Regions from separate parts of the Homo sapiens genome. Here region 1 is linked to region 2. A link is a contact called in ENCODE Hi-C or POLR2A ChIA-PET data. All regions are on one chromosome and are shown on one strand. The core of a region is the stretch at or near the end of the contact, and the rest is flanking DNA. Distances in the headings are between cores, read along the strand shown.

Region 1 (5,317 bases), core at 674-3,173, 670 kb before region 2:
TTCCTCTGACACTGGATTCCTTCACATTTCAATTCTCAAACAAGTACCATTTCCTCAAAAGGGCCTTCCTTACTACCTGACTAAAGTTAGCATCTCCCAAGTCTATTACATCACCCTATTTACTTCCTTTATAGTACTTATTACAATCTGTCTAGCTTGTTTCCTTGTGGCTCACACCCTCCACTAGAACTTGAGCTCCATAGTCATTCTGTAGCACACTGAGAGCACTCTGTTTGTATAAATGAATCAGTAAGCTGGGCACAGTGGCTCACGCCTGTAATCCCAACACTTTGAGAAGCCAAGGAGGGGGGAACACTTGAGCCCAGGACTTTAACACCAGCCTGGGCAACATAGCGAGATGCCCATCTCTACAAAAAACTTAATTACCTGCACGATGGCATGTGCCTGTGGTCCCAGCTACTCCAGAGGCTGAGGCCGGAGAATCCCTTGAGCCCAGGAGGTCAAGGCTGCAGTGAGCTATGATTGCACCACTGCACTCCAGCCTGGGTGACAGAGGGAGACCCTGTCTCAAAAAAAAAAAAAAAAAAAAAAGGAATAAACATCTACAGGCAGTAGACCGACTACAGAGAAAAGAACTACTATTACATTGTTTGGGTTTGCATGAAGCCATCTATGTTGTTCCTCAATAGCTCCATAAAGCCTAGATTATAAGACTTTGTACCACACTGCCAAAAGGGTAATGCCAAATTATTACTGCATTCAGAAGGAGAAAATTTGTCCTTAACATGGCTAAAAGCACTCAAAATTATAAATACATTTGCTGAAAGATACTTTAAATTCTCATTTAAGGTGTGTGGGAGTTAAAAGGTGTTTAATTTTCCCTGTCAGTTGGGTGTTTTACATTGGCTAAGAACCAAGACTGTGACAAGAAATGAGTTCTATGATTGAGAAACTCTAAGATTCTGGGGGTGGCCTAGGAGTTTACTTTGAGATTGAAATTTATTTTCTATGGTCAACTGTATAATTACGATGATACCACCCCTTGCTTTCCATCTGACACTTGGTTTGAGAAACTGTAGGTAGGAAAGGGAAAGAAGAATGTCCCTCCTTGGGCCTCTTCTTTTGGGCCTGTGCTTCCTAGAGTCAAATGTCAAGCTGGTATTTCCTTGGTGCTAAGAGCAACCACCACTCTGAGGCAGAGACGGGATGGGACCTAGCCAAAGTCCCAGTAAACAAACTGTATCTTGTAAGCGCAATTTAATTAGGGTCAAACTATTCTGTATGGACTTGCTTTTTCGACTTCTGAGGATTTAGTAGTCATGATTAAGTGCTGTCACGCTACTGCGATCTACAAACAGTAGCTCCACAACATCCGCCCGCATCGTGGCAAAGAATTATCAAGAAATCCCCAAGGGGGCGGTGAGGAGCCGCCGGTCGGCCAGGTCGCCCGGTCCCTCAGTCTGGTGAAAAGCTCCGTTGCCCACCCTGAGGGCTTCGCGGAAGGAAGTTGGCCGTATCGCTGCACCTTAGAGATGCGACGGCCGAGGCTCCCAGCTCAAGCTTCTGGTAGTAAGGCCTGTGTGCCTGGCATTCGGGGAGGCCACTTTTCTATCCCCAGCTTCCGGGCCACCACTTGGGTGCGTCGTGGGGATGTCGGCAGCTACGTTTGCGGCACAGCTCCGGCTAAACTGAAAAACGAATCCTCAGGTTTGACAAAACTAAACTAAAAAGACACTTTTCTCCTCTCACTCTGACGTCCCAAAAGTTTCCTTTTTAGGGGTCGGGGCCTACGGTGGGCGAGGAGAAACTCGAGGTATCTACCCACCGCACCAAACAACTCATGCGTCGCTTCCTTTCGACTTGGAGCTGGCCAGTATCCCGGCGTCCTCTCGGCCGACGCTGCGGTCTGAGGCCACTCTGGCCGGCAGCCGACGTCTCTATGGCTCCGACCGAGGGGCGGAGCCGCTGCTCGAGCTGCTGCTGGATTGAACTCAGAGAAGCCGGGGTGGGTATGGCTGAGCCGCTGCGTGGGACTGAGGGGAGGGGGCCGGGTGGACGCCGCGGAACTGCGTCCTGAGGTGGGAGACCGGAGGTGGGGGACCACTGAGTCTGATGTCTGGAGGGTCCGGTTGCGGGTCGGAGGGCGTGCTGGAACAGCCGCCACGCGGGAGCCAGGAGCCTCCTGGGTGCGTGTGACCCACGAGCCGGCACCGTCCCGCGGCCCTGGGGTCTGCGAGGAGCCCTGGCGCCGCCCTCCGGCTTCGCGCTTTTTCTAGATCCCTAGAACCCCAGCCCTCCGCCTACGCTCCGCGCCCCTGGCCTTTTTCTGGCCCAGGGTGGGGTTCCGGGAGTCGTGCCGAAGGAGCCCATTGCCGTCCTTAACCGGTTGTAAGAGCCTTTCGTGCCCCGGAGCCTTTGAGGCTTGAATGCTGAGAGTGTGACATGGTCCTTTCCCTGCAGCCTGGCCCATTTTTTTAAATGACATTTGAAAAATTATTGCATCACACCAGACTCAGAAAAGGATGTCTGGGAACTTCTGAGGCTTGAAACATGTTGAAATACAGAATTTTGTTTTATTCGTAATGGGCATAGGAACTAAACATTTTAAGTGCAGACATCTGATGGCTATAAAAAGTTTCAGTGAAAGTAAGCAAGATTTGTGTTTCCTTTGTCAGTTAGTTGCATCAGATTTGGCATCTGCTTTTGATATTTTTCCATTAAAGAAATTAAATATATTAAGTTTACAGCAACTACAGTTCAGTGAAGAAGACTTACTGGTAAAGCATAATAAAGGCGGTTTCTGGAATTTGGACCGTGTTTTGACCTTGGGTTTTTGCATATAATGTGTAAGGTTGGTGGGGAAGAGGGAAAGTTAAAACAGATGACACTTACTTAGAGAATGTATCAGCTCTTATTTGTTTTGACAGAAATAATGTCTAAGAGATTATTAGCAAACAATACATGATAGCGTATAATTAAAGTGACCAGCTAATTATATGTTTGTGGAATTCAGGAAGGAGAAAAGTACTGTTATGTATACTCTGAAGGCCCCAAAGTTAGTGGTATTTGCTATAAGGGGGATGGGGTGTGACAAAGTTTGGCCATTGCAGAAAATGGCTTCTGCGAGTCATAGGGAGGAATTTATAATATGTCAGTTATGTCAGAGAAGCTATCCCAAACAGTATCTTTAGTTCATAGGCTGCGGATTTATTATGTGATTATCTCTTGTATTAGTAAAATGGAATATTTATTAAATACCTTGAGCACACTGGATTTTTAAACATGACAAGTTTAAAAGAGATCACTACTCTTAAGGAACCTTATCAACAAAAGTGAATATGTAAAAGGAGGTTCGGGAGTCCGTTTTATTTGTAGGGGGAGGAATAGGAAGTGGAAAAGGAAATAAAAAGTTTAAGAAGAAAAATGGGTACCCTTAGGTGTATTATTCAGAGACAATAAGTAATACAGGAAGAACACTTAGTAAATTTCTCTTTTTCTAATACTCAGACTCTGAGCCAGATGTTAAATATCTGCACCAAAAGTTGGAGTAGAATAGATGCCAGAAATGTGGGGTTCTGGAACTGCAATTATACCTTCCTTAAAAATAGAAATAGTTCTCTTCTACGTATCTATTGTGTAATAAATTACACCAAAACTTAGAGGCTTAAAACAGTAGACAGTAGGGGCCAGGCGCCGTGGCTCACGCCCGTAATCCCAGCACTTTGGGAGGCCGAGGCGGGCGGATCACGAGATCAGGAGATCGAGACCATCCTGGCTAACACGGGTGAAACCCCGTCTCTGCTAAAAATACAAGAAATTAGCCGGGCGTGGTGGCGGGCGCCTGTAGTCCCAGCTATTCGGGAGGCTGAGGCAGGAGAATGGCGTGAACCCGGGAGGGGGAGCTTGCAGTGAGCCGAGATCATGCCACTGCACTCCAGCCTGGGTGACAGAGCGAGGAACCATCTCACACAAAACACAAACAAACAAAAAACAGTAGACAATAATTTTATTCTTTCTGTGGGGTCAAGACTTAGCTGGCGGTTCTGGCCCAGGGTCTCATGAAGTTGCAGTCAGGATGTCGGCAGTGGCTGCGGACATCTGAAGGGTTGACTGGGGCTGAAGGATCTGCTTCCAAGTTCACTGTGAGCTTTTTCCTTCCTCTTTCATCAGCAAGCTGTTTTGTACTTTCCATTGGTAAAATGCATTCGCATTATACCCATTATATATAATATATGTGTTCCTATTCGTAAACCGTGATACAGTTTTTTGTAAACAGTAAATTTTGCTTGTTGAGGTCGCTTTAAATTTGGATCATCATGTAAATACTTCAAGTAATCTTTTGATTTTTCACTTTGCTCACGACACTTTATTAGCAAACTAATCCTTTTAAAATCTGAACTCATCATGTAAAATGTAGAGTTAGTAGGTTCGGTGTGGTAGTTTCTGCCTGTAGTCCCAGCACTTTGGGAGGCCAAAGTGGAAGGATCACTTGAGGCCAGGAGCTGAAGACCAGCCCGGGCAACACAATGAGACCCCATCTCTACAAAACACTTTAAAAACAAAAATCTAGCCAAGTATAGTTGTGCATTTCTGTAGTCCTAGCTACTCAGGAGGCTGAAGCAGGAGCCCATGAGTTCAAGGTTACAGTGAGCTATGATCGTGCCACTACACTTCAGCTTGGGCAACAGAGATACCTTGTCAAAAAAAAAAAAAAAAAAAAGTAAGCCGGGCGCAGTGGCTCACGCCTGTAATCCTAGCACTTTGGGAGGCCGAGGCGGGCGGATCACGAAGTCAGGAGATCGAGACCATCCTGGCTAACATGGTGAAACCCCGTCTCTAGTAAAAATACAAAAAATTAGCTGAGCGTGGTGGCGGGCACCTGTAGTCCCAGCTACTCGGGAGGCTGAGAGGCAGGAGAGTGGCATGAACCCGGGAGGCAGAGCTTGCAGTGAGCCGAGATCGCGCCACTGCACTCCAGCCTGGTCGACAGAGCAAGACTCCGTCTCAAAAAAAAAAAAAAAAAAAAAAAGTAAGATTATTAACATTTAAATATATATTGTGATTATTAAAAATTGCTTCATGAGTGAAAGAAAATATAATGCACTGGCTTTATAAGGACATCATGAAATTTGCAGTTAAGTGGATATTGGCTTTTTATTTTTGTCTTCCTTCTGGAATGAGGGTTGAAAATAAATTTGTAATTGGGTCAGGCTCAGTGGCTCACTCCTGTAATCCCAGTGCTTTGGGAGGCTGAGACAGGAGGAACACTTGAGGCCAGGAGTTTGAGACCAGCCTGGACAACATAGAGGGACCCTGTCTCTTAAAAAAAAAAGAAAAAAGAAAAAATTGCCCAAGC
Region 2 (5,582 bases), core at 802-3,301:
CAAGTTCCAAAGACTAGTCTTACCAAGTTTCAGATGTCGCGACTCCAAGTGCCAGTTCTTTCCGGTGTTCAGCCACCGTGTTAATCCTCTGCAGGGGCCTGCTATGCGCTGCTCTGGCAAGGCATTCCACCGGGGCAATTTCCTACCCGGGAGCGTTCTTTGGATCGCGTCACTCAGGCTGACTGGAGTCCCCTGCAGGGACGCTCCACAGGACAGGCCTAAGCCGCCTAACGGGTTAGCTCTGCCGTCTATGTCTATCAGTTACCTCGTTTCCTGGTCAGGGAACCAAGAAATGTAGCAGGACGAGCTGCAGACAAAACCTTTCAGACACTGAGTTGTAGAAAGAAGGGCTTTATTCAGCTGGGAGCGTGGGCAAGCCACTGCCTTAAAATCCGAGCTCCCCGAGTGCACAATTTCTGTCCCTTTTAAAGGCTCACAATACTAAAGATTTCACATGTAAGGGTTGTGATTGATTGGAGCAAGCAAGGGGTACATGACAAGGGCTGCGTGCACCGGTGGTCAGAGAGAAACAGAACAGGGCAGGGAGTTTCACAGTGTTCTTCTGTACAATGTCTGGAATCTATGAATAACATCGGTTTCGAAGTTATGAATTGATTTTTAACTACTGGGTTTAGGCCAGGCAGGCCCAGGCCTGGTTTGGGCCTGGCACCGGGCTGCCTGTCTTTGATTTCACATCCTTGTTTTTTTTTTTCCTTAAAACAGGTACTGAGTATAAAACAATATGAGAGGGTCTCTCTCTTTCCTCAATATGACTACTTAAATTGGTCAAGGAAATGAACTACAGGGAGGAATATCTGCTTTGTACAAAGATTTTTTTAATGACACTCTTTAAAAAAATGATTATGTATATGTGCATTTTAACTGGATTCTCAAAGAGATATGGGACCCCAAAAGGCAAGTAACAACTGCTCAGGGCAAGTAAAGAGAACTTGGATTTCAAATGGTAACCTCCTAATTTGATAGGAAGTTTCTTGAAAGGAAGGATAACATCTGAGTCTCTTTGTAGTTCCTGCACCTTGTACAACAGTATTCAGCATACAGCAATCAGTGGGGGATTATTTGGAAAAAAATTAATTGATGAAAAAAGCAAGGCCTACTCGAAAACCATTGCTATCTAGGAATGACATCATTTGACATTGCTCCTTACCTCACCTACAGTGAGCATGCCAACTTACAAGCGTTACCAGAAAGAAAATACCCTCTTCTGAAATAGTAGGAATTAGCTATTTCATTTGTACATCTTGAAATTTCCACACTCTTTCCATGTCCAACTACTACCTTTAATTTTTATTTTTATGGTATTCACATTTGTAAAGATTTTATATTCGATCCTCAAAAAATTCTGGGGATGCATAGGTCTTCCAGGAAGTACGACTTCAGTGACAATAAAAATGAGGTCTGATTTCCCTCAGATAGGAAGTCTATTTTTCTATTTCCTTAAATTAACAAGAAAAGAGCAGTGGTCCTGTGAAATCCCATATGAATTCAAGTTATAAACATAGAACACAATCGACGTGTAAGTCTGTAACAACAGGAGACCAGAGTAACTTGTAACAGCAGGTGACTTTTCTAACAAAGGTCACACTGTGTGGGCTAAGCTAGCACCTCATCACTGCAAGAAGCAAAACAAAAGGAAAAAAAAGCTTCTCTCTCTCTTTTTTTTTTTTTTTTAAAGCAGCAGCATAATTCGCTGGCTCAGCAAATGTTTTTCCCTGTTATAGTTTGGGAAAGAAGGCAACTTGGAGGCCTTGTTTACCCTTAGCCCTTCCTCCCGCCCCCGACTGTACCATTAAATCCTAGATTCTAGGGTGACTGAAAAGGATAGGGAATAAATTAGTAATTGTCAAAATGTTTTCCCCATATTATGCATGGCAGCACTTGCTACTTTCTTTTAAGTTGATAACAATCAGCTCAGGGGTTTGCTCTGCTTGCAAGGTCACTGCAAGAATGAACATTGAACTTTGGACTATACCTGAGGGGTGAGGTAAACAACAGGACTATAAATATCAGAGTGTGCTGCTGTGGCTTTGTGGAGCTGCCAGAGTAAAGCAAAGAGAAAGGAAGCAGGCCCGTTGGAAGTGGTTGTGTAAGTAGGAACTTCGTGTTTTCTGATACTTTATTCTTTTAAAGTTTGGTAAATATTTTTTGAGTCTGATAAATTGTTTTTTTCCATAGAATAGATTCAGAAAACTGGTGGATAGAGGAAATAAAAATAATAAAAGAGAAAAAGAATAAGAAGAGTCTGAACTTAGGTGTGGTAGGTGAAGTTCCCAGTGCGCACATTTGTCAGTTCTTGATTTCTGCCCTGTCTTCTGCACAGCTGAGAGCAGAGGAAGCTGGAGAAATCCAAACCTTTTATTCTATAATCTGTTGTGATGTTACATAGGCAGTATTATATGTTCAAATTTAAATATTTTCCACTGAAGGGCAGAGTAAGAACAAACAGGGAAAAAACCCAGCCATTTGGATTTGAAGAGCAGACACTGAAATATGCTCATTCTAGTGTTGTAGAAATGTCCAGGGATATTGTGAGCAGTTTCAGAAGAAAAAGTGGTGGAATGGGGTACAGTAGGTTCAGTCCACAGTGCAGAAGTGGTCACCCTTAAAGAAGCTAAAACCCATGTCAACAATTAGGTGGTCTGTGATTAAATGCAAACTTTTGTATTTTAAATGGTGAATGAGAGCATTCAGGTGAATTAGGGGCTTTCAGATGCTGGCCTAAAGTTCAGAGGTGGAGGACAGAGAAAGTTTGTACATATCCTGCTTTTTAATGAGTAATTTTAAATAAATGTAGGTCTGAATGTGGCCATGAAATTTAAGTTTCGCAATTGAAAAGTGGTGACATAGTGAAATTTACAACTACTTTTCAATTCTTATTGGATCAGCTTCCAGGAAACCCAATTTTGTTATTTATCTTCATTATTTTTATATAGCTGTCTGACAACTATAATTATCAAAGGTTTACGGTGTAAGAAATAATTTTAAGAAAACAAAATTGAGCAGCCTGTTGATTATAATGACAGAAGAAATCCGAAAGTGTGAACTCTTAAGCTACAACTCTCTGCCAATGGGTTATTTTTTCATCATAAACCTAAATGAGGGAAATGAGTGAAACAGTCTTTTCATTTGTATTCACCATTCAGCTACTTGCAATATGTGCTCTGGGCTGGACGCGGTGGCTCACGCTTGTAATCCCAGCACTTTGGGAGGCCAAGGCAGGCGGATCACGAGGTGAGGAGTGTAAGACCAGCCTGGCCAACATGGTGAAACCCCGTCTCTACTAAAAATAAAAAAATTAGCAGGACGTGGTGGCGAGAGCCTGTAATCCCAGCTACTTGGGAGGGTGAGGTAGGAGAATTGCTTGAACCCGGGAGGCGAAGTTTGCAGTGAGCTGAGATTGCGCCATTGCACTCCAGCCTGGGTAACAGAGCAAGACTCCGTCTCAAAAAATAAATAAATAAATAAATAGATAAATAAATATGTGCTCTGTGGCAAAGTGAAAAAACCAAGTGCTGATTTTTTGCCAAGGTTCTGTAACTACTGAATTTGTGGTCTAGGAAACAGAGAAAACCTAGCCTTTCTATTAAGAAATAAAACAGCTTGAATTATTTTTATGTTTTCTTTGGCATCTTAGTGCATAAACAAAAATAGTTGGCGGCTATAGTTATTACAAGGTGATCTATCTAAAAACTCTCAATATATTGCAGTAGCTAAGATGTAGCTTAGGATTTGACAGAACTAGTTTTAATCCAGTCTCTTTTGTGACTGACTTTCTCTCTGTGTGATCATAGACAAGTTACCTAAACTCTTAGCCATGGTTTTTCTCAACTGCAAAAGGGGATAATGGTCACATAATTGTTTTAAGGATTAACTGACATGATATATAAAAGTGCTTAGTGCCACCTGAATATATTTGTATAAAAGTTAAATAAACATTAGCTATAATAAGGATAATTGTATTATCATTGTAAATACCATTCTAGAGGAATTTTCTAGAAACAGTCCAAATATATCTTCTTCTTCTTCTTAAAATATTAGAATATTTTAAATATTAAAATAAGTAGTTGGAGTGGCCTTAAATAAGTAAGTTAATTTGTCCTCTCTCTCTACCTCTCTCACCTCACTCTCTCTAGTTAAGTTCTTATCAAGATATCATATATAGGTAAGAGTTTTGATGTGTTAAATAATGTGAAAGACAATCAGGGTTAAAAATTCTATCTATATCTACCAGTGCATTAAAGCCCAGATCAATCTGATTTTAACTTTTCTATTCTTCTCTTAATTCTGGGCTCACTCTAAGTAATTTACCATTAGCTCCCCACCTCCAAAGAAATGCATCTGCTTTTAAAAATTTCAAATCAGTGCTTGAAAATATATTGATTTCCCAGTTTTCAAATTTTGTCCTGATCTCTCCCCACAGATTCTTACATCAAAATGAGCCTGAATTACTTGTGAGGATTTTTCTTTGCTCCTCTCTGCTGAATGTGTTCCTTTTTCTTTATCACCTGTCTACAGTTCACCTGTTTTTGAACATTTCTGTTTAGAGAGCTAGCCCTAGTTTTGAGGATATTTCTAGTCAGGTATTTAAAAGCATTTTAATTTCGTTGCTCAGAGGAAGCATCTTTTTACCAAAGAAAGTGCTGTCTAGTCATAGGAATTTTCTAGTCATAGGAACTTTCCAATAAATAGGCTAATTGAGTGTGGATTTCAAAGAGTCTTAAATGGTAGAGGGGGCAGATGTGTGATATTTCTACTTGGTTAGATACATACAGCCAGACTTCAAGGAATAAGAGAAACAAAAGGGAGCCATACCCAAGAGATAAATATAGAATGTTTGAACTTGAAGAGCTAAGGGCCCGACATGAGCCACATTCATGTTGGTATACTGTCTTTTCTGCCATCATCTTTTTTCCTTGGTTCTCTTTTTTTGCTGGCTCTTTTCATTTCTGTGCAGAATGCTCTATTTATCCCTTTCTTCTTCTTCTTTTGTTTTTTTTTTTTTGAGACAGAGTCTCGTTCTGTCGCCCAGGCTGGAGTGCAGGGGCGCGATCTCAGCTCACTGCAAGCTCCACCGCCCGGGTTCACACCATTCTCCTGCCTCAGCCTCCTGAGTAGCTGGGACTACAGGTGTCTGCCACCAAGCCTGGCTAATTTTTTTTTTTTTTTTGTATAATTTTAGTAGAGAAGGGGTTTCACCGTGTTAGCCAGGATGGTCTCGATCTCCTGACATCGTGATCTGCCAGCCTCGGCCTCCCAAAGTGCTGGGATTACAGGCGTGAGCCACCACACCCGGCCTATCCCTTTCTTCTTGGAGGATAGAAAGAACAGTCAGAACTTGGTGTGTCTCAAACAAAAGTTAGGTTGTGTTTGCAGAATGTTACATAAGTCACAGACTTATTTTTATAAGCCACAGTCTGAACATAACTTTCTGGAGACAGAATTCATGGGCTAGGTATTTTTAGGAAGTGGAATTATGTCTGCAGGATTTATAGAAATTCATAGTTAGGACTGTGAAGTTAACTATGAAGAAGAGTGACAGGTTTTCTCTTTTACAGGACAAC

Evidence for each region. A loop is a pair of places that touch in the nucleus more often than their neighbours do. ChIA-PET counts read pairs that join two places held with the same protein, here RNA polymerase II (POLR2A). Pooled maps may share reads with other maps.
Region 1: a loop to region 2 is called in a map of ovary, with 6 times the contacts of the local background. The contact joins the promoter of TMEM267 here to the promoter of SELENOP in region 2. A Hi-C loop is called at or near these places in 1 of 168 maps with a recorded cell type or tissue (ovary) and 6 of 50 pooled maps. POLR2A ChIA-PET finds 5 or more read pairs at or near these places in 2 of 52 experiments (HEK293 and HEK293T).

Annotation. Positions count from the first base shown.
Region 1 is chr5:43,480,471-43,485,787 of GRCh38, reverse strand. TMEM267 (transmembrane protein 267) reads left to right here and starts at 1,923. Exons shown (of 3, transcript NM_022483.5): 1 at 1,923-1,966. It overlaps C5orf34-AS1 (C5orf34 antisense RNA 1), which reads right to left and starts at 1,869. Exons shown (of 3, transcript XR_007058763.1): 1 at 1,787-1,869. RefSeq lists enhancers at 1,594-1,783, 1,049-1,892 and a silencer at 1,838-2,068.
Region 2 is chr5:42,808,361-42,813,942 of GRCh38, reverse strand. SELENOP (selenoprotein P) reads left to right here and starts at 2,051. Exons shown (of 5, transcript NM_005410.4): 1 at 2,051-2,107; 2 at 5,577-5,582. RefSeq lists an enhancer at 1,327-1,892.